Regions from separate parts of the Homo sapiens genome. Here region 2 is linked to region 1. Evidence: chromatin loops called from intact Hi-C (ENCODE). Cell type or tissue: dorsolateral prefrontal cortex. All regions are shown on one strand. Links, peaks and the distances in the headings refer to the core of each region. The heading gives the core; the rest is flanking DNA.

Evidence for each region. Peaks named below come from ENCODE experiments on the same cell type or tissue, not always from the same donor. Only the 100,000 strongest peaks of a DNase experiment are listed, where the experiment ranks them.
Region 2: a loop joins it to region 1, with 2.4 times the contacts of the local background. A loop is called at or near these places in 8 of 110 quality-filtered maps.

The regions. Positions count from the first base shown.
Region 1 is chr3:108,484,120-108,494,223 of GRCh38, reverse strand. It overlaps MYH15 (myosin heavy chain 15), which reads left to right. Exons shown (of 41, transcript NM_014981.3): 8 at 1,047-1,110; 9 at 1,629-1,724; 10 at 7,698-7,801; 11 at 8,995-9,133. Among named protein-coding and RNA genes, the nearest start is that of MYH15, 21 kb to the left of the region's middle. In dorsolateral prefrontal cortex, for the core only: CTCF peaks have their summits at 4,142 and 4,341 (motif pointing left); a DNase peak (open chromatin) is centred at 7,073; H3K4me3 peaks cover 1,567 bases; H3K27ac peaks cover 2,176 bases.
Region 2 is chr3:108,039,252-108,049,355 of GRCh38, reverse strand. CD47 (CD47 molecule) reads left to right here. Exons shown (of 11, transcript NM_001777.4): 11 at 2,064-6,265. The coding sequence ends at 2,068. It overlaps LOC124906265 (a long non-coding RNA gene), which reads left to right and starts at 9,429. Exons shown (of 3, transcript XR_007095995.1): 1 at 9,429-9,999. In dorsolateral prefrontal cortex, for the core only: no CTCF peak of the experiment used is centred there; no DNase peak of the experiment used is centred there; H3K27ac peaks cover 2,105 bases.

The sequences.
Region 1 (10,104 bases), core at 616-8,615:
TCCCACTGTCCTACATATTTTAATGTACTAGTTTGATCCCCCTGTACAGAGCCACTCACGTCTTCTTGCCAGGCTGCTGTCCTGCCCTGATGCCTTCCTGGCATGGGCCAGCCTCCCCCAGGCTGTCTTCCTCCCTGTTCCAGCATCCTGATCCCACAGGCTCTAGCTGCCACCAGATGGTGCCACCTCCTCAGCTGCATCTGGCATTCTGACATGGGCACTGGCACCTCTGGACAGCATTTCTGCCCCTCTAGATCCTGCCTTATGACTTTTCACTGATAAGGAAGAAAGGGTGCCCGTCTATTATTTATGCCAAGGTGTGCTATGAAACATAAATTAGATCACATCACTCCTCTGCTTAAAACCTTACAATGTCTCCCAAGCACACATAAAATAAAACTCTACCCTTTCCCGTGTTCTACATGGCTTAGATGATATGGAGTTTGTCTACCTCTTCGACTCCATTTTATGCCCCCCCTTTCTCTGACTTTCTAAATTCTAAGATATTGGCTTTTCTTGTGATTTTATGTCAGAGCTGTTGCAGTAGCTGCTTATCCAGTAGACTATAAGATTCATGAGGGTAGGGGCCATGTCTATTTTTTTTGTGCGGTATCTCCAGTGCCTAGAAGGTTACCTGGATCTTAGTAGATGCTCAATGAATGTTTGTTGCATGAATAAACAAATATGCTGAGGAAATATTTTTCTCATCTTTAGATAAGAACAGTGAGGCCCAGAGAGATTTCACAATGCCCACAAGAATACACAGGTAGCAATCAGCAGATTTGGGGCTACAAGCCAGAACCACTGCTAGTCCTGACAATCATTCTGGCTTCCTCCAGATATTAGCTGGTGCTGTCTCATCTCAAACCCACATTGCATTTTTCTCTTCTTTTCTTTTCTTTCTTTCTTTTTTTTTTTTGTTTGTTTTTTACTTCTGGGGAAGTAGTCCTTTTGAGAGTTACATATAATGAAGCCATTGCAAGTGCTTGGAAAATGTGAATAGGAAACTGTGTTTTGTGTCTGACTGTGTTCTGTGTCCACACTAGGGCAAATTCATCAGGATGCACTTTGGTGCCAGAGGCATGCTGTCATCTGTGGACATTGATATCTGTAAGTAGTCATTGCACTGTCTGATTACTTTTTTCTTTTCTTCCCTTCCTTCCCTTCCCTTCTCTTTCCTTCCTTCCTTCCTTCCTTCCTTTTCTTCTTTCTTTCTTTCCTTTTCTCTCTCTCTCGTTCTTTTTCTCCCTTCCTTCCTTCTTTTCTTTTCTTTCTTGACAGGGTCTTACTCTGTTGTTCAGGCTGGAGTGCCGTGGCATGATCATGGCTCACTGCAGCCTCGAATTCCTGGGATCAAGCAATCCTCTACCTCAGCCTCTCAAGTAGCTGCAGCTACAGGCATGTGCCACCATGCCCAGCTAATTTTAAAAATTTTTCTTTGTGGAAATGGGGTCTCACTATGTTGCACAGGCTGTTTTCAAACTCCTGGCCTCAAGTGATTCTCCTGCCTTGGCCTCCCAAAATGCTGGGATTACAGTTGTGAGCCACTGCGCTCAGCCTGATTACTTTTCTTCTACATTTTGCAAGAATGCCTAAGTATGAATTTTTATTCATTTCTCATCATCCAGATTTGCTTGAAAAGTCCAGGGTGATTTTCCAGCAGGCTGGAGAGAGGAACTACCACATATTCTATCAAATTCTATCTGGACAAAAAGAGCTTCATGGTAAGTGTAGGATTCTGGAGCTTAGGGTTATTCCAAAACAAGAAAAATAAGTCATATTTGGGGGATGAAAAAGTGTTATTCGGTAAGTTTCTTAGCCTATTTAGACCTCAGTATATTCATCCTTAAAACTTAGGGAATTGAATCAATTATAGAACTAGTGTTGTATAATTTTATATGGACAGACAGTAAATAGCAACACTTCTTTTTCAATTTGGTAGCAAAAAGAAGCAGAGTATTTGGAAATGGGTAGGATGCCCAGCAGAGGTGAGTGAGTGTGTGTGTGTGTGTGTGTGTGTGTATAAAAGCATTAATTTAAGGCCTTAATTAGAGCTACATGGGTGGTATAGATAAGGACCAGGGGAGGGAAATAGCATCATAGTGTGTGGTGGTCAATGGGAGTTTTCTCTCTTTTTTCTTTTTTAATAGAGATGGGGTTTCACCATGTTGGCCAGGCTGGTCTCAAGCTCCTGGCCTCAAGAAATCCTCCCACCTTGGCCTCCCAAAGTGCTGGGATTACAAGTGTGAACCACCGTGTCTGGCTCAGGGAGTTTTATAAAGAAGGGGAATTTAGGTTGGGATATGAAGAATGGGAAGGGGATTCAGTCAGACAAAGTGAAGAGTGGAGGCTACTTCTGGTAGGAGGAAGAGTGTACACAATGTTGGGAAAGGGCAAAGCAGGAGCAGGGAACAGAGAGACCAGGTTGATTAAAGGAAAAGGTTTGCACAGAGGAATAGTGGAGATTTTATTCCGATGGTTTCTGAACTCAGGGAGTTGGCAGAGCAAGTGTGTTGTGGGGGGTGCGGCAATAGGAGGTCATGATTTATTGAAGGCAGTGTTTGGGACGATTAAGCTGGTAATGGGCAGGATGGTGTGGAGGCAGAGACTTGGATGGAAGGGATTGCAAATGTCCCAGTATGAGATGACAAGACAGTGATCTAAGAGAGTGTCTGAGAATGGAAGGGTGGGGGAAAAGGGATAGATGCATGGAAGAATAGACAGGTCTTGGTAGAGACTGAATGTAAGAATGAGGAAGAGTGATGAGTCAGTCAAAAATATCCCCAAGTTTTGTGATTTGATTAGGAGAATGATAGTGCCATAAACATAAAATAAGAAAAAAAATGTGGAATAAGGGAATGAATTTCATGTATTTATTCAACAAATATTTATTATGGAGCTGCTATGTGTACACCAGGCACTGCTTTTTAATCATAGGGGGTACAGTGGTGAACGAGGTAGACAGGCCTCTGCCCATATGAGCTTATAGTCTAGTATGGAAGACAGGCAACAAATGAGTAAAGAATACATGATCTAGGCTGGGCGTGGTGACTCCTACCTGTAATCCCAGCACTTTGGGAGACTGAGGCAGATGGATTGCTTGAGGTCAGGGGTTTGAGACCAGCCTGGCTAACATGGTAAAAACCAGTCTCTACGAAAAATACAAAACTTAGCCAGGCATGGTGGCAGGTGCTCGTAATTCTGGCTACTCAGGAGACTGAGGCAGGAGAATCACTTGAACCCAGGAGGCGGAGGTTGCAGTGAGCTGAGAATGTGCCAGTGCACTTTAGCCTGGGCAACAGAGTGAGACTCTGTCTCAAAAAAGAAAAAAAAAAAACCATGATCTAATTTCTTTGTAGGTTATATGGCAGGTCTATAAAGAACAATAAAGTACAGTGAGGGGACAGAAAGAAATGGGGTTTGGTAGGGTTGTGGATAGTTCTATTTTAGATGAAATTGTCAGGGAATTTCTCTGAAAAGACAACATTCTTTGCAGACACCTCAATGAGTAAGGGAGCAAGTAGGCAAAGATTTCCAGGAATAAAATCCCAGGAGGAGGGAACAGTGAGTACAAAGGTCCTGAGGCAATAATGCATTTGATTTATTCTTGGAATAGCAAAATGGCCACTGTGGGTGGTAGAGTAGAGAGGGTAACGTAGGGTAAAATAGGCAGGGGCCAGACCATGCAGTGCATTGCAGGCCATGGCAGACCATTTAAAGTGGCATAGGAAGTCATTGGAAGGGGAGAACTACACGCTGATTTGATTTCCGAGGTATTGCATTTGAGGTAAGCCTTTGAGGACAACAATGCTCCCACAGAAGTGGACATAGGGTAAGATTACAGATCCAGGCTAGTAAACTGATGGGAACAATTCTCCCAGTCCATTATGCTTAGACTAAGTATGGTATAAATCTAGCAGTGTTTTGACTACTTGGTTTTTAAAGTACCCTTACCAAATGGGGAAAGCTCTGCAAACGAGACAATTATTTTTGCCATAGATGTAATTGGTGTCATGTAAGCAGCACGTATTCTCCTCCCCACCTTCTCTCCACCTCAACCTGGAACAGGATTTTTTTTGATCTTCCATTGATTAGTCCTATCAAATCTAACACTCTTGACATGTGTTTCTGGATGGTATAGAGCAACTGACACGTAAGATCTAATGTGGGTACCAGCAGAGACTGCAAGATTATTTTCAGAGCAACTCTGTTTACTAATAGAAGCATCTGATGCCTTTGGGCTGCTATGGAAAATGCATGCTTATCCTGAGTTCATTTATCTTCTTCGGTCTTTGGGGGTTGCTGAGATTGATTACTGTGCAAAGTCTGACATCTGGTGGTCCAAATTGGGTATTGTCAGTCTACCTGTTTTAGCACCCATTGTCCTTTTGGGGGACATTTTAAAAGATGATCTGGAACTCTTACCATCCATGTTTGCTAAAGAAGAGCTTCAGAGTATCCTGAGGCTTAATACAAGAGGGCATATCTTAACGATATGAGGATGATGTCCACATATCCTGAAATATGAGGATTTGTCCATACTACAAAAGAATTGGGTATGGAAATCACAGCAGAGAGGCTGGTCACCCACTGAAGGAGCGAAGGAAATGAGGTGACATGTTACCTCAGAGCCAGCCCCTATTTGACCTCTACATGGCCATGAGCACCCCTTCACTCCTTTGCTCTCAATTATATCTGACCCTTGTTCCAGGCATAGCTAAGGCTCATTTCTTCAGTTCTTTTGGACAGGGCTCATTCAAAATCCTTAGTTCTTACTGCCGTCTGTATAGCTTGGTCCTACATATATTTTCCCTTTTCTCCTCTTTTTCTTTTGACTTTTTTTCTTTCTATTTATTTATTGTGTCTATTCTTGCTATTCAACTAGTGTATAAATTCCAGGAGTGATGGTAAGTGACCAAGAGGTCCTTCCGTCCTGGAATCCTTGACATTTGGCCTCAACCCTGTGTATTCACTTCATAAAGTATACAACAATTGTGCATCATCAAGAGAGAATCTACTGAATGAACAGGAAAAAATATTTGCAAACTGTACATCTTATAAGGGCTGAATATCTAAAATATATAAAGAACTCAACTCAATAGCAAGAAAACAACTGGATTAAAAAATGGATAAAGGACCTGACAGACATCTCTCCAAAGAAGACATGCAAATGGCCAACAGGTCTATGAGAAAAGCCTCAACATCAATAATCATCAGGGAAATGCAAAGCAAAAACCATAATGAGATATTGTCTTACTATCAGAAGGCAAGAGATAACAAATGTTGGCAAAGATGTGAAGAAAAGGCAACCCTTTTTCACTGTTGAGTCAACTGTAAATTACTACAGTCATTATGAAAAATGGTATGAAAGTCACTCAAAAGATTACAAACAGAACTACCATATGATCCAGTCATCTACTACTGGGAATACATCCAAGGGAAATGAACTCAGTATCCTGAAGAGGTATCTGTACTTCCATGTTCAATGCAGCATTGTTCACAATTGCCGAGATAGAGAAAAAACCTAAGTGTCCATGAAGGATGACTGGATAAAGAAAATGTGGTATATATACACAATAGGATACTATTATGCCTTTAAAAAAAGAAGGAAATCTTGGCTGGGTATGGTAGCTCATGACTGTAATCCCAGCACTTTGGGAGGCCCAGGAGGGAGGATTGCTTGAGCCCAGGAGTTCAAGGTCAGCCTGGGCAACATAGCAAGACCCCGTTTCTACAAAAAATTTAAAAATTAGTTGAGCATGGTGGCATACACCTGTGGTCTCAGCTACTAGGGAGGCTGAGGTGGGAGGATCACTTGAGCCTGGGAGATTGAGGCTTCAGTGAGCTGTGATCATGCCACTGCACCTTAGCTTGGGTGACAGAATGAGACCCTGCCTCAAAAGAAAAGGAAAGAAAATCTTGTTATTTTTGTCAAGTATGGCAACATGAATGAACCTGAAGGACATTATGCTAAATGAAATAAGGCAGGGACAGAAAGACAAATACCACATGATCTCACCCATGTAGAATCTAAAAAAGTTGAATAAGTTCAGAAGATCTATTGTACAACATAGTGATTATAGTTAATAACAATGTATTATATACTTGAAATGGCTAACAGAGTAGATTTTAAATATTCTCACCACAAAAAAAAAAGTATGTGAAATGACAGATACATTACTTAGCTGGAATAAGCCATTCCACAATGTATACATGTATCAAAACATCATGTTGTACACCATAAATATATACAATTTTAAATTGTCAATTTAAAAAATAAAAATCATTTCAAAAACAAGTACTGTAAAAATTTTTACAGGATATTTTTATTAAAATACACATATTCACCTTCTGCTGGATTTAAGCTAGGCCAATTTTATTTTTAAAGTTTTATAAAACAAATTTATTGATGTTCTTTTCACCTAAAGTACACTGCACGTGTTTTAAGTATATAACAGGTAAGTGTTAACATATATATGAGTGTGTATGAAACTGTCACCACAATCAACATAATGCATGTATACTTTCAAAAGTGTCCTTGGATCTTTTATAATACCTCCCTCCTGTCCCTTTTCACTCATTGGAGCCCTCCTTTCCCAGCCCCAGTCCCTAAGTAACCACTAATATGCTTTCTGTCACCACAGATTAGTTTGCATTTTCTAGAATGTTTAAAGACAAAATCATAGAGTGTATATTCTTCTTGTCAGGCTTATTTTACCCAGCATAATTATTTTGAAATTCTTCCATGTTCTAGCACGTATTTATAGCTTATTCCTTTGTTTGCTGAATAATAATCCACTGTATGAATATACAACAGTTTGTTAACCCATTCAACTGCAGATGGTTATTTGACTTGTTTTCTAACAAAACTGCTATGAACATTTATGTAGCCCAATTTCTTTGTTTCTGAGATTTGGAGTTCAAGATAACCGATTTTCACTTTATTGAGCAATAAATAGAAAAATAAGATCAGCTCAAAAAAACTTCACTGGGAGCAAGTGTTGGACAGTGAAAGGTTAATGTGATTCTGCCAAGTCAGCTGATGATGCGCGGCTGACAGCCTGCCTCTGCTTCAGCCTGGATTATGTTTCCTGACTAAGTGAATCATGTCAGGACTCTTAGACATATCAGGGTGCAGCACTGAACACAGCAGCTGATTTATGGATCCCTTGAAAGACAGACTCAGTTCTCTAATAGCGAGGATGTGATGTGACAGGGTTGCCCTGCTAATGTTCCCTGGGCGCTGACCCCAGCTTCTGGCTGCTTCGTAGCTTTTGAAGCTCAGGTCTGTTCTACTTATAATTTTACAAAATACTTTTATCCTCCAGCCCTCAGTCATAAATCTAGGCCAAATTCCTGTTTTCAGAGTTTTGCCAACACACATTACGTGTCTTTTTGTTGTTGTTGTTGTTGTTTGTTTGTTTTTGTTTTTTTTTACACCAATTGAAACTGCTGCAATTGAATCCGCTTTTTGAATTTGCCAGCCTGTCTTCTCTTGGGAGGCATTAACACATGACTGACAAGTTAATAGAGGGCAAACATTGATTGTAGAAGTTTGGGTCTAAAATATGGATTTTATTTTGGCTTGTTTACAAGTATGATATAAACTGTAGACTAAACTGCGAATATTGACCAATTATTTTCTAAGGCCTTGCAGATTTCTTTAAGCTGTTTAACGAATCGTTTTCCCACTCTAGACCTGCTCCTGGTATCTGCAAATCCCTCAGACTTCCACTTTTGCTCCTGTGGAGCAGTTACTGTGGAGAGCTTGGATGATGCTGAAGAATTGCTGGCCACAGAAGTAAGGCTTGTTAGTTGTCAAAGCAAAATCTGGTAATGGCAATGAGAAATGAAAGACAGAATCTTAGAGTTCTGTTCTTAGGGACCCAGAGAAGTGGTCTTGCTTCCGTAGGGGTGTAGGGCTGCTTCTGTCCAAAGTTTACTTATTTATGAGAAAACTGCACATTGTCAATATAGTAACTTTGGAAGCTATGAAAAAGTAGAAAGATATTTCAACTCAATGGCAAACATCTCTTTTATTTGGTGTATATCTTTACAGTTTTTATTCTGTTTTTATCTATTTGCAGCTGCTTTTGTATGGTCATGTTAGTGTTTTTTGTTTTTTACCAAAAGACTGTAATTATGCTGCATAGACATTTGGCATATAGAATTTGCTTTCTCAGTTTAATCGTTTAAGCATTTCAAATATCGTTAGGAACTCTTCATAAACATTTAAGTGGATACTTAAGATTTTATCAGGCATTTGTCCTGTTGTTTATTGAGCTATTCTCTTAGTGTTAGACTCAAGTTTTTTTTCACTCCCACTGAGGTGAATATCTCTGTAGCTAAACACTTTTTCTGTATATCAGATTCACCTTATGCTAGATTCCTAGAAGTGAAAATACTAAGGATTATGAATTTTTTATAGTCTCTTGGTACATATTCTAAATTAACCACTAGAAAGATTGTACCAATTTTTTCCCTCCTGGGGTGTATGAGAATGCACACCTTGTGCAGTGGATTCTTAGGATGCAATTTTATGGTGAGGTGGCTTTTCTTAAACCTTTCTTTTCACCAGTCTTTGAAATGTGTCTCCTCTGGAATAAAGTCAGAACCTGTGGGATCACAGAAACAAGCAACTCAGCAGATATGGTGCTTTCTGCCATAACCACGAAAGGCAAAATAATTGACCTCATATAGCCAGTTAGTGATCTGTTGCTGGAAGGAACAAGAGAGAGGCAGGGCATTGAAGGAAAGTTCTAAAACTATTGGGAACTAAACAAGCCTAGTCTTGTGCCTTCCTAATTCTCTTTTAAAGGGATGAGCAGACTGCGGGTGACCAAGTGCCAACAGGGCTGATTTGCATTGCTTTGAACAGAGCTGTCTGTCTCATTCCCCTCAGCCCACAGCCCGAGGTGTAACACAGCGGGGGTGAGGTGCTCACTGCAGCCATTAAGCAAATGAAGACAGGGCCATCTGTTTCTCTTTTTACAGCAAGCCATGGACATCTTGGGCTTTCTTCCTGATGAGAAGTATGGATGCTATAAACTCACTGGAGCCATCATGCACTTTGGAAATATGAAATTTAAACAGAAACCTAGAGAAGAGCAACTGGAAGCAGATGGCACAGAAAGTAAGAATTACTTTGAAGATATGGTATATACTTCAAATCTCTGGGCCCAAGCCTGCTCCCCTTTACCTTGCAGTTAACTTCATCTCTTACTTAAAATTAATCAATAGTGTCTCCCTTGATTGCTGTTCTTCAAAAACGGTTCTGTCAACTACCATTCTAATGTAGAATCCTCCTATCACAGAATAAGAAGCACTCCTCAATAATTATTGATGATCCAGTCAATTTGCTAAACTTGGGTGAAGGAGAATTAAGACACAGTATGCCTTTAGCACATAGATTATTGAGAACAATGAGAGAAAGGAACAAATTATGGCCGGACACCGTGACTCACGCTTGTAATCCCAGCACTTGGGGAGGCCGAGGTGGGTGGATCACTTGAGGCCAGGAGTTCAAGACCAGCCTGGCCAATATAGCGAAACCCTGTCTCTACTAAAAATACAAAAAATTGGCCAGGCGTGGTTGCGCACGCCTATAATCCCAGCTACTTGGGAGGCTGAGGCATGAGAATCGCTGGAACCTGGGAGGTAGAGGTTGTAGTGAGCCGAGATCGCTCCACTGCACTTCAGCCTGGGTGACAGAGCGAGACTCAGTCTCAAAAAAATAAAATAAAATAAAAATACAAAAATAAGGAGCAAATTATGATAAAATGTATTAAGTGACATAATGGAGATGTGAACTAAGGCCCTTGGAATTCCAGTGGGAAGTAACTAACTCACAGGGGTGAGACCAGGAGGCTTTATTTCTCCTTGTTTTTTCTTCACATTTAAAAAAATCTATACTCTTATCTGCTTACCAGAAATATTTGAGGCATCTTACAATGAATGATCTGTCTAGAATGATCATTAAAATAAATCCCCACAATTATGAAAAGAAGAAAGCATAGTTGTTATTACCTTTAATATTAAAATTCCTTACAACCGAAACAAAAAGAGAAAACCCATTCATTCAACTCTTTCAACAACTACTTTTTT
Region 2 (10,104 bases), core at 957-8,956, 450 kb after region 1:
TTTCAGATTCCGTGTCTGGTGACTGTAACTTTAAGATGCCTTTTATAAGGCACATAAATAATCTGGCACAAATCTTTATCATTTTGACAGAGTTTCTTTTATGCTTGTGTTGGTGATTTTGTTGCATTTAACCCATGGGGACTTAACATCTCTGCTTTTCCAATCAGGAGCTTGGTTCTAACCTTTTGGGAGATGATTAAAGAGAGAGGTTGAGAGAGAGAGAGAGAGAGAGAGAGAGAGAGAGAGAGAGAGAGAGAGAGATGTTTCGTCCTCAGCTTTTGCTTCCATTTTTTTTTTAAGAACTCTGGGCTAATAACTTCTAATCTTTATAGAATATTTCAAAGAAATATATTTGTTCTTAAAGATACATAGGTTTGAGATATTGAGTGCTACAAGCATTTATTTTGGTTTTACCTTAACATATTATGATTCCTCAGTTTTGTTGGCATTTAGTAATTATGTTTATGTTTTTATCTTATCAAAAAATGTCTTCTTACCTTTGATATTTATAATCACTCCTCGGTCATGTAAATAGTTTGCTTTATATTTTACTGTTTTAAAGTCTGTGACCTTACCTGCCCTCTTCTGTAGCAAAGTGCAGCATTTAACTCAGGAAGCTATATTCCCCCCAAGTGTCATTAATATTTGCATAAGATTAAAAACACTCCAGTCGGCCGGGCGCGGTGGCTCACGCCTGTAATCCCAGCACTTTGGGAGGCCGAGGCGGGCGGATCACAAGGTCAGGAGATCGAGACCATCCTGGCTAACACGGTGAAACCCCGTCTCTACTAAAACTACAAAAAATTAGCCGGGCATGGTGGCGGGCACCTGTGGTCCCAGCTACTTGGGAGGCTGAGGCAGGAGAATGGCGTGAACCCGGGAGGCAGAGCTTGCAGTGAGCCAAGATCGTGCCACTACACTCCAGCCTGGGTGACAGAGCAAGACTCCGTCTCAAGAAAAAAAAAAAAAAAAAAAAAAAAAAAACACTCCAGTCATGCATTGGTGAACAAAGTTTAAAACAACGTGTATTCAGCATGGAGTCACAGAATGATCCTACTTTTGTATGTTTGTGTCACAGCCTTTAAAAGCATGTCTTGTTATATAAGCCATTACCCTCCTAAAAAAGACTATAGTTCACAGGAATAAGTTAAAAGACATAACAAAACATAAAATGACTAGTACCAGGAATTGTGACCATGGTTTGTTCTGGTAACTGTGGCATGGCATGGTTTGTTCCAGGAATTGTGGCATGGTTTGTTCATGTTTACATTCTGATGTCCTATTTTTTTTTTTTAATTTCTATGTCCTTTCCTTTTCCTTGGTGGTGTCATTGTTCTGTAGCTGTATGAAGAAACTAAACTTTTCTCCATTTTCAGGAAAGCAATCTAAGAATCTTGAGTGCCTCTTCCTTTGTTAATTTCTCTTAAGATGTGACTTTTTTAAACTACTGCATCAGGAAATATTGTAAAACAGTTTTGCCTTGAATATTTGTGATGAAATCTACGATGATCTTCAAGATTCTCTTAATTTTGCTAATATTCAGCTGATCAGAATTTGTTTTTAAAATGTCTGGCTGGTGGGTACTTCCCACTGACAACTGCTTATTGCTTACAGTATGTCTGCCTTGTCAATGAATGAGGTTCAGGGTGCTTCCTAGGGATCAGAGTCAGTACCATTTTTCTCTTTCATCTACAGCTGATCAGATGTTTATTTTACTTACATTAAATGAATGATGGAGATCCAAAGTGAATATTATAGAATATTATTCTAGGATCAACATCTTTTGCTTTGAAAAATCAACATCTCTTGGCTTTTCCTCAGCCAACCCAGCAAACAGAGATTATCAGACTCTGTTGATTTTTTACTTTCATTTGGCATTGGCCTTTTTCTTACTGAAATTAAAAAGGCTAATGATTTGCCTGGTTTCTGTCTCTGACCTTTGCAGGTCTATTTTCTTAATTTTTAGATACTATATATCTGAAACTTTTTTTAATGTGTCAACTTTTTAATGGATAGAAAATAGACACGAATAGTGATTATGTGTTCATTTTTCAATTTTCCAGAATAACTGAAGTGAAGTGATGGACTCCGATTTGGAGAGTAGTAAGACGTGAAAGGAATACACTTGTGTTTAAGCACCATGGCCTTGATGATTCACTGTTGGGGAGAAGAAACAAGAAAAGTAACTGGTTGTCACCTATGAGACCCTTACGTGATTGTTAGTTAAGTTTTTATTCAAAGCAGCTGTAATTTAGTTAATAAAATAATTATGATCTATGTTGTTTGCCCAATTGAGATCCAGTTTTTTGTTGTTATTTTTAATCAATTAGGGGCAATAGTAGAATGGACAATTTCCAAGAATGATGCCTTTCAGGTCCTAGGGCCTCTGGCCTCTAGGTAACCAGTTTAAATTGGTTCAGGGTGATAACTACTTAGCACTGCCCTGGTGATTACCCAGAGATATCTATGAAAACCAGTGGCTTCCATCAAACCTTTGCCAACTCAGGTTCACAGCAGCTTTGGGCAGTTATGGCAGTATGGCATTAGCTGAGAGGTGTCTGCCACTTCTGGGTCAATGGAATAATAAATTAAGTACAGGCAGGAATTTGGTTGGGAGCATCTTGTATGATCTCCGTATGATGTGATATTGATGGAGATAGTGGTCCTCATTCTTGGGGGTTGCCATTCCCACATTCCCCCTTCAACAAACAGTGTAACAGGTCCTTCCCAGATTTAGGGTACTTTTATTGATGGATATGTTTTCCTTTTATTCACATAACCCCTTGAAACCCTGTCTTGTCCTCCTGTTACTTGCTTCTGCTGTACAAGATGTAGCACCTTTTCTCCTCTTTGAACATGGTCTAGTGACACGGTAGCACCAGTTGCAGGAAGGAGCCAGACTTGTTCTCAGAGCACTGTGTTCACACTTTTCAGCAAAAATAGCTATGGTTGTAACATATGTATTCCCTTCCTCTGATTTGAAGGCAAAAATCTACAGTGTTTCTTCACTTCTTTTCTGATCTGGGGCATGAAAAAAGCAAGATTGAAATTTGAACTATGAGTCTCCTGCATGGCAACAAAATGTGTGTCACCATCAGGCCAACAGGCCAGCCCTTGAATGGGGATTTATTACTGTTGTATCTATGTTGCATGATAAACATTCATCACCTTCCTCCTGTAGTCCTGCCTCGTACTCCCCTTCCCCTATGATTGAAAAGTAAACAAAACCCACATTTCCTATCCTGGTTAGAAGAAAATTAATGTTCTGACAGTTGTGATCGCCTGGAGTACTTTTAGACTTTTAGCATTCGTTTTTTACCTGTTTGTGGATGTGTGTTTGTATGTGCATACGTATGAGATAGGCACATGCATCTTCTGTATGGACAAAGGTGGGGTACCTACAGGAGAGCAAAGGTTAATTTTGTGCTTTTAGTAAAAACATTTAAATACAAAGTTCTTTATTGGGTGGAATTATATTTGATGCAAATATTTGATCACTTAAAACTTTTAAAACTTCTAGGTAATTTGCCACGCTTTTTGACTGCTCACCAATACCCTGTAAAAATACGTAATTCTTCCTGTTTGTGTAATAAGATATTCATATTTGTAGTTGCATTAATAATAGTTATTTCTTAGTCCATCAGATGTTCCCGTGTGCCTCTTTTATGCCAAATTGATTGTCATATTTCATGTTGGGACCAAGTAGTTTGCCCATGGCAAACCTAAATTTATGACCTGCTGAGGCCTCTCAGAAAACTGAGCATACTAGCAAGACAGCTCTTCTTGAAAAAAAAAATATGTATACACAAATATATACGTATATCTATATATACGTATGTATATACACACATGTATATTCTTCCTTGATTGTGTAGCTGTCCAAAATAATAACATATATAGAGGGAGCTGTATTCCTTTATACAAATCTGATGGCTCCTGCAGCACTTTTTCCTTCTGAAAATATTTACATTTTGCTAACCTAGTTTGTTACTTTAAAAATCAGTTTTGATGAAAGGAGGGAAAAGCAGATGGACTTGAAAAAGATCCAAGCTCCTATTAGAAAAGGTATGAAAATCTTTATAGTAAAATTTTTTATAAACTAAAGTTGTACCTTTTAATATGTAGTAAACTCTCATTTATTTGGGGTTCGCTCTTGGATCTCATCCATCCATTGTGTTCTCTTTAATGCTGCCTGCCTTTTGAGGCATTCACTGCCCTAGACAATGCCACCAGAGATAGTGGGGGAAATGCCAGATGAAACCAACTCTTGCTCTCACTAGTTGTCAGCTTCTCTGGATAAGTGACCACAGAAGCAGGAGTCCTCCTGCTTGGGCATCATTGGGCCAGTTCCTTCTCTTTAAATCAGATTTGTAATGGCTCCCAAATTCCATCACATCACATTTAAATTGCAGACAGTGTTTTGCACATCATGTATCTGTTTTGTCCCATAATATGCTTTTTACTCCCTGATCCCAGTTTCTGCTGTTGACTCTTCCATTCAGTTTTATTTATTGTGTGTTCTCACAGTGACACCATTTGTCCTTTTCTGCAACAACCTTTCCAGCTACTTTTGCCAAATTCTATTTGTCTTCTCCTTCAAAACATTCTCCTTTGCAGTTCCTCTTCATCTGTGTAGCTGCTCTTTTGTCTCTTAACTTACCATTCCTATAGTACTTTATGCATCTCTGCTTAGTTCTATTAGTTTTTTGGCCTTGCTCTTCTCCTTGATTTTAAAATTCCTTCTATAGCTAGAGCTTTTCTTTCTTTCATTCTCTCTTCCTGCAGTGTTTTGCATACATCAGAAGCTAGGTACATAAGTTAAATGATTGAGAGTTGGCTGTATTTAGATTTATCACTTTTTAATAGGGTGAGCTTGAGAGTTTTCTTTCTTTCTGTTTTTTTTTTTTGTTTTTTTTTTTTTTTTTTTTTTTTTTTTTTTTGACTAATTTCACATGCTCTAAAAACCTTCAAAGGTGATTATTTTTCTCCTGGAAACTCCAGGTCCATTCTGTTTAAATCCCTAAGAATGTCAGAATTAAAATAACAGGGCTATCCCGTAATTGGAAATATTTCTTTTTTCAGGATGCTATAGTCAATTTAGTAAGTGACCACCAAATTGTTATTTGCACTAACAAAGCTCAAAACACGATAAGTTTACTCCTCCATCTCAGTAATAAAAATTAAGCTGTAATCAACCTTCTAGGTTTCTCTTGTCTTAAAATGGGTATTCAAAAATGGGGATCTGTGGTGTATGTATGGAAACACATACTCCTTAATTTACCTGTTGTTGGAAACTGGAGAAATGATTGTCGGGCAACCGTTTATTTTTTATTGTATTTTATTTGGTTGAGGGATTTTTTTATAAACAGTTTTACTTGTGTCATATTTTAAAATTACTAACTGCCATCACCTGCTGGGGTCCTTTGTTAGGTCATTTTCAGTGACTAATAGGGATAATCCAGGTAACTTTGAAGAGATGAGCAGTGAGTGACCAGGCAGTTTTTCTGCCTTTAGCTTTGACAGTTCTTAATTAAGATCATTGAAGACCAGCTTTCTCATAAATTTCTCTTTTTGAAAAAAAGAAAGCATTTGTACTAAGCTCCTCTGTAAGACAACATCTTAAATCTTAAAAGTGTTGTTATCATGACTGGTGAGAGAAGAAAACATTTTGTTTTTATTAAATGGAGCATTATTTACAAAAAGCCATTGTTGAGAATTAGATCCCACATCGTATAAATATCTATTAACCATTCTAAATAAAGAGAACTCCAGTGTTGCTATGTGCAAGATCCTCTCTTGGAGCTTTTTTGCATAGCAATTAAAGGTGTGCTATTTGTCAGTAGCCATTTTTTTGCAGTGATTTGAAGACCAAAGTTGTTTTACAGCTGTGTTACCGTTAAAGGTTTTTTTTTTTATATGTATTAAATCAATTTATCACTGTTTAAAGCTTTGAATATCTGCAATCTTTGCCAAGGTACTTTTTTATTTAAAAAAAAACATAACTTTGTAAATATTACCCTGTAATATTATATATACTTAATAAAACATTTTAAGCTATTTTGTTGGGCTATTTCTATTGCTGCTACAGCAGACCACAAGCACATTTCTGAAAAATTTAATTTATTAATGTATTTTTAAGTTGCTTATATTCTAGGTAACAATGTAAAGAATGATTTAAAATATTAATTATGAATTTTTTGAGTATAATACCCAATAAGCTTTTAATTAGAGCAGAGTTTTAATTAAAAGTTTTAAATCAGTCCAATGTGTTTCATAATTATTTTTTAATTTTCTCCATGGTGCAGTGAAAACATCACATGAGAAAGCAGGAGACCTGGGTGCTAGTCCTGGCTACACTACCAGCTAGCAGAGGACCTGGGAAAGCTACTTCCCTGGATCTCAGTGTCCGTCTCTGCCTGTAGAATGAGATAAGTCTCTTCAAGACTGAAATGTATGGTTCTCCATTTTAATTATCAGTTAGGACTATTGATTACAAGTGAAAGAAAACTTAAATCTAAGAAAAATGGGATCTATTGGCTAACATAACCTGAAAATTCAGACACACAGCTGGATCCTGGGCCTCCAAAAAGTGTCATAAGGACACAATATCTTGCCAGTTCTCAGCTTCACTGTCCTTCGTGTGGCTTTACTCTCCCAGGTTCCTGTGATGGCAAATGGCAAGCTGCAATCCCAAACCCATTTTCTTCCAGGTTCAGGGAGAGTAGAGGGGTAAAAAAGAGCGCATGTCTCTCTCTTAATAGTCCTGTCCACCTTGGGTTGCACCTCACCTCGGTGCTCTGACTGGGTCACGTGCCATGCCTCCTTCAGTCACTGAGGCCAAGTGTCTCTGGCGCTCTGATCGGGCCTGGCTGAGTCCCGAGTCTAGACTGGAGTGGAGGTGCTGGGCTCCATCTGAGCACATGTACCTGGCTGGAGGTGCCAGGCCGGGGGGAAGTTCACCTGAAGAAAACTCTGGGGGTCTTTCCAGATGATGAGATGTCATTTGATTTGGGGCACAGTATTCCTAGTCAACGCTTCATTCCTTCAGGTCTGTACTCTATGATTCTGCATTATATGTGTGATCGTAGACCATTTGAACAGACAATAATATTTGGCAGCAAAATACCGTCTCGTTCTTACCTCATAGGCAATTTAAATTTTATGCACTTACGAGAACTTTTCACTCTCAGCAGGGGTAACTAATGGAGTTCAGAAAGCATTTAATGGCCTGCCTCCTGCACTGAAAGCTGCTCTGTGCAGCACAGAACTGTACTCAACCTGATTGAACTCCCACGGAGGGGTAGGCTTCCAAACGCAACTGAATTTCATTTTGGTGCAGCACCTTTCTGCCTCAAGGCCTTAGCTTTGATAGCTTTAGAAAATAATGGATATGGTAACACTATGCAGGTAAGACATGGTTTTACCAGTGGCTCAGAGATTTAAGCCCAATTGGCAGTGTTTGGTGTTAGAAGTAATCTTTATTTTTTGTAAGCTTCATACTAAGTACCCATTCACCAAATCAGAGGGAAATGAAGTATTTACCCCTAAGTTATGGATACTTGGCCTGGTTATTTTATGTATCTATGACTATATAGAATAATGGACTTAATGATTAGAACTCTTATATACTTAGCAAGTATTTATTTAATCACTTGAATAGCAGGCAGCAACTTTTCAGCTCTGATGATAGCCAGTTGTGAAAGACTAGGCATATTTTCCAAATCTGGATGATGAGAAATGCTTGGTAAGAAGTCCAGTTTGGACAGAATTGATTTGTAAGTCTAAAGACAGCAATTTTATGTCAGTTTTGAAGCCAGACTGCAATATTGCTACCATTGCTCACTTAATGGACAGGCTTTCTGGAAGCCTCTACTGAAAATAATCTTATCTGATCATAGGCCTCCCTTAATAAAAAACAAAACTATAATGTTGCTTCCTAATTTTCTCTGGGTTGCCTAAGAAATTCTTCAAGATTAAACTAACAGCCTGTAAGTGGTTTGACTTTCTAAACAAATGGATTATTTGAAAAATTTTAATGTATTGTTTATAACACATGCCAGACACTTCCTCACGCCTATAATCCCAGCACTTAGGGAGGCCAAGGTGGGTGGATTGCTTGAAGCCAGGAATTTGAGACCAGCCTGGGCAATGTGGCAAAATCCTGTCTCTACAAAAAATACAAAAAATAGCTGGAGGTGCTGGTGGGCACCCATAGTCTCAGTTACTTGAGAGGCTGAGGTGGAAGGATCGGTTGAGCCCTGGATAGAGGCTGCAGGAAGCCATGATCACAGCACTGCACTCCAGCCTGGGAGACAGAGCGAGACCCTTTCTCAAAAAATAATAATAATAATTAAAATAACAAAGCATGGAATATGTCTTTCATGGAGCTCTCTAAGTTTTGCTCATTTTTATTAAAAATACTGTTTGTGGAGGGTGTTGTAGTTAAGCTGCACTGTGGGCAGAGTGGACCTGCACAGGTCCACAGGACCTGTGTCCTGTGTCTCTACCAGTCATCATATATGTCACAGATTCTGTGGGGAAATATGTCTCTGGCATGCTAACTGGGAACAACTGGAACCTTTGCTCTCCCTACCATTGCAGCCTCCTCCTCCAGCAGTTGTAGGACTAGCGGCCCCACCACATGGGATGAGAGCCCTGTGGCGGCTGCCTCCAGCCCCTGCCTCCCAGGCAGCTCATTCTAGGAATGCTCCTTATTCTCTGGGAAGTTTCCATCCACAGCTCAACCAAACGTTTTTGGAATGTGATGTTTATAATTGTCACTTGTGCAAGTTCTATATGTTTGGTAACCTGAGTAAACCTTTGTTTATTGCAATACTATCAAGTATTCACTTCTCACAATTGAATTGGTTAGATACATATCTTAGGTTTTTAAATTTGATTATCATGGATTCAGTAGAGCCCATGTCTCTTCCTGTCTTTAGCTATATGCCTAGCTATCAGTGGGAATTGTCTGCTAACGACTATTACTCCATGGAACAGAAAAGATTACCATGGATCCTGTGCGGGAATATGTTTGAAAACATCCACAAAAATCAGTTTTTCTCATTTCTGCTCAAGGAAAGTTGTCAGAAAATTATGGAACCTTTCTGCTTTAAGTTGATGATGATAGAAGATGGGGCATTTATTAATTGCCTAAAAGAATTATCCTTGAAGTTATACTGAAAAATTTTTTTTAAGTTTTTTCAAAAACACTATAGTAAAATTAAATTTATTTTTTATTTATTTATTTTTTTTGAGATGAAATCTCACTCTTGTCCCCCAGGCTGGAGTGCAATAGCAGGATCTCAGCTCACTGCAACCTCTGCCTCCCAGGTTCAAGCGATTCTCCTGCCTCAGCCTCCTGAGTAGCTGGGATTACAGGTGCCTGCCACCATGCCCGGCTAATTTTTGCATTTTTAGTAGAGACAGGGTTTCACCATGTTGGCCAGGCTGGTCTTGAACTCCTGACCTCAGGTGATCCACCTGCCTGGGCCTCCCAAAGTGCTGGGATTACAGGCGTAAGCCACCGCGCCCAGCCAAGTAAAATTAAATATTCTTGTATTCTTTTTATATCTCTGGAAAAGTATTAAATACATTCTTCCAGAAAAACCTTCGCTGAAGGGCTTGGCTGGACTAGTTTCCCACAGCTTATCCTAGGGCCTCTGGGTAGAATTGTTTTTCTTTATTGTGTGGATAGATCAGACTCAGTACGGAGACCAACAGGCTCTCTGTCTTCTCCTCAGAAGCAACTGGGATTCTCCAGAGCAGTCATAAGGTGACAGAAAGGCCCCAGAACAGATGTTTCGTGTGTGACAGAGCCTCCAGGGAGACGACTCTGTTGCTTTAACAGTGCTAATGAGGCCAGGTTGCCAGTGGGTCCTCACCTGAGCCAGTTACTTATTTATATGACTCCATCTTATTCCTCAAAGGGTTTAAAGTGCCCTGTTTGGGCCAGGTGTCTTCACACTGAGAAAAGCGGCGTTCCACGGTCACAGCCAGGTGAGTGCACTCGCCCATCGGCATGGGCATCCGAGGAGAGCAGGGCTGTGGTGGGTAAAATGCGCTCTGCGAAACCTCGCCTCTAACTGCCTTGCTCAAAGCAAC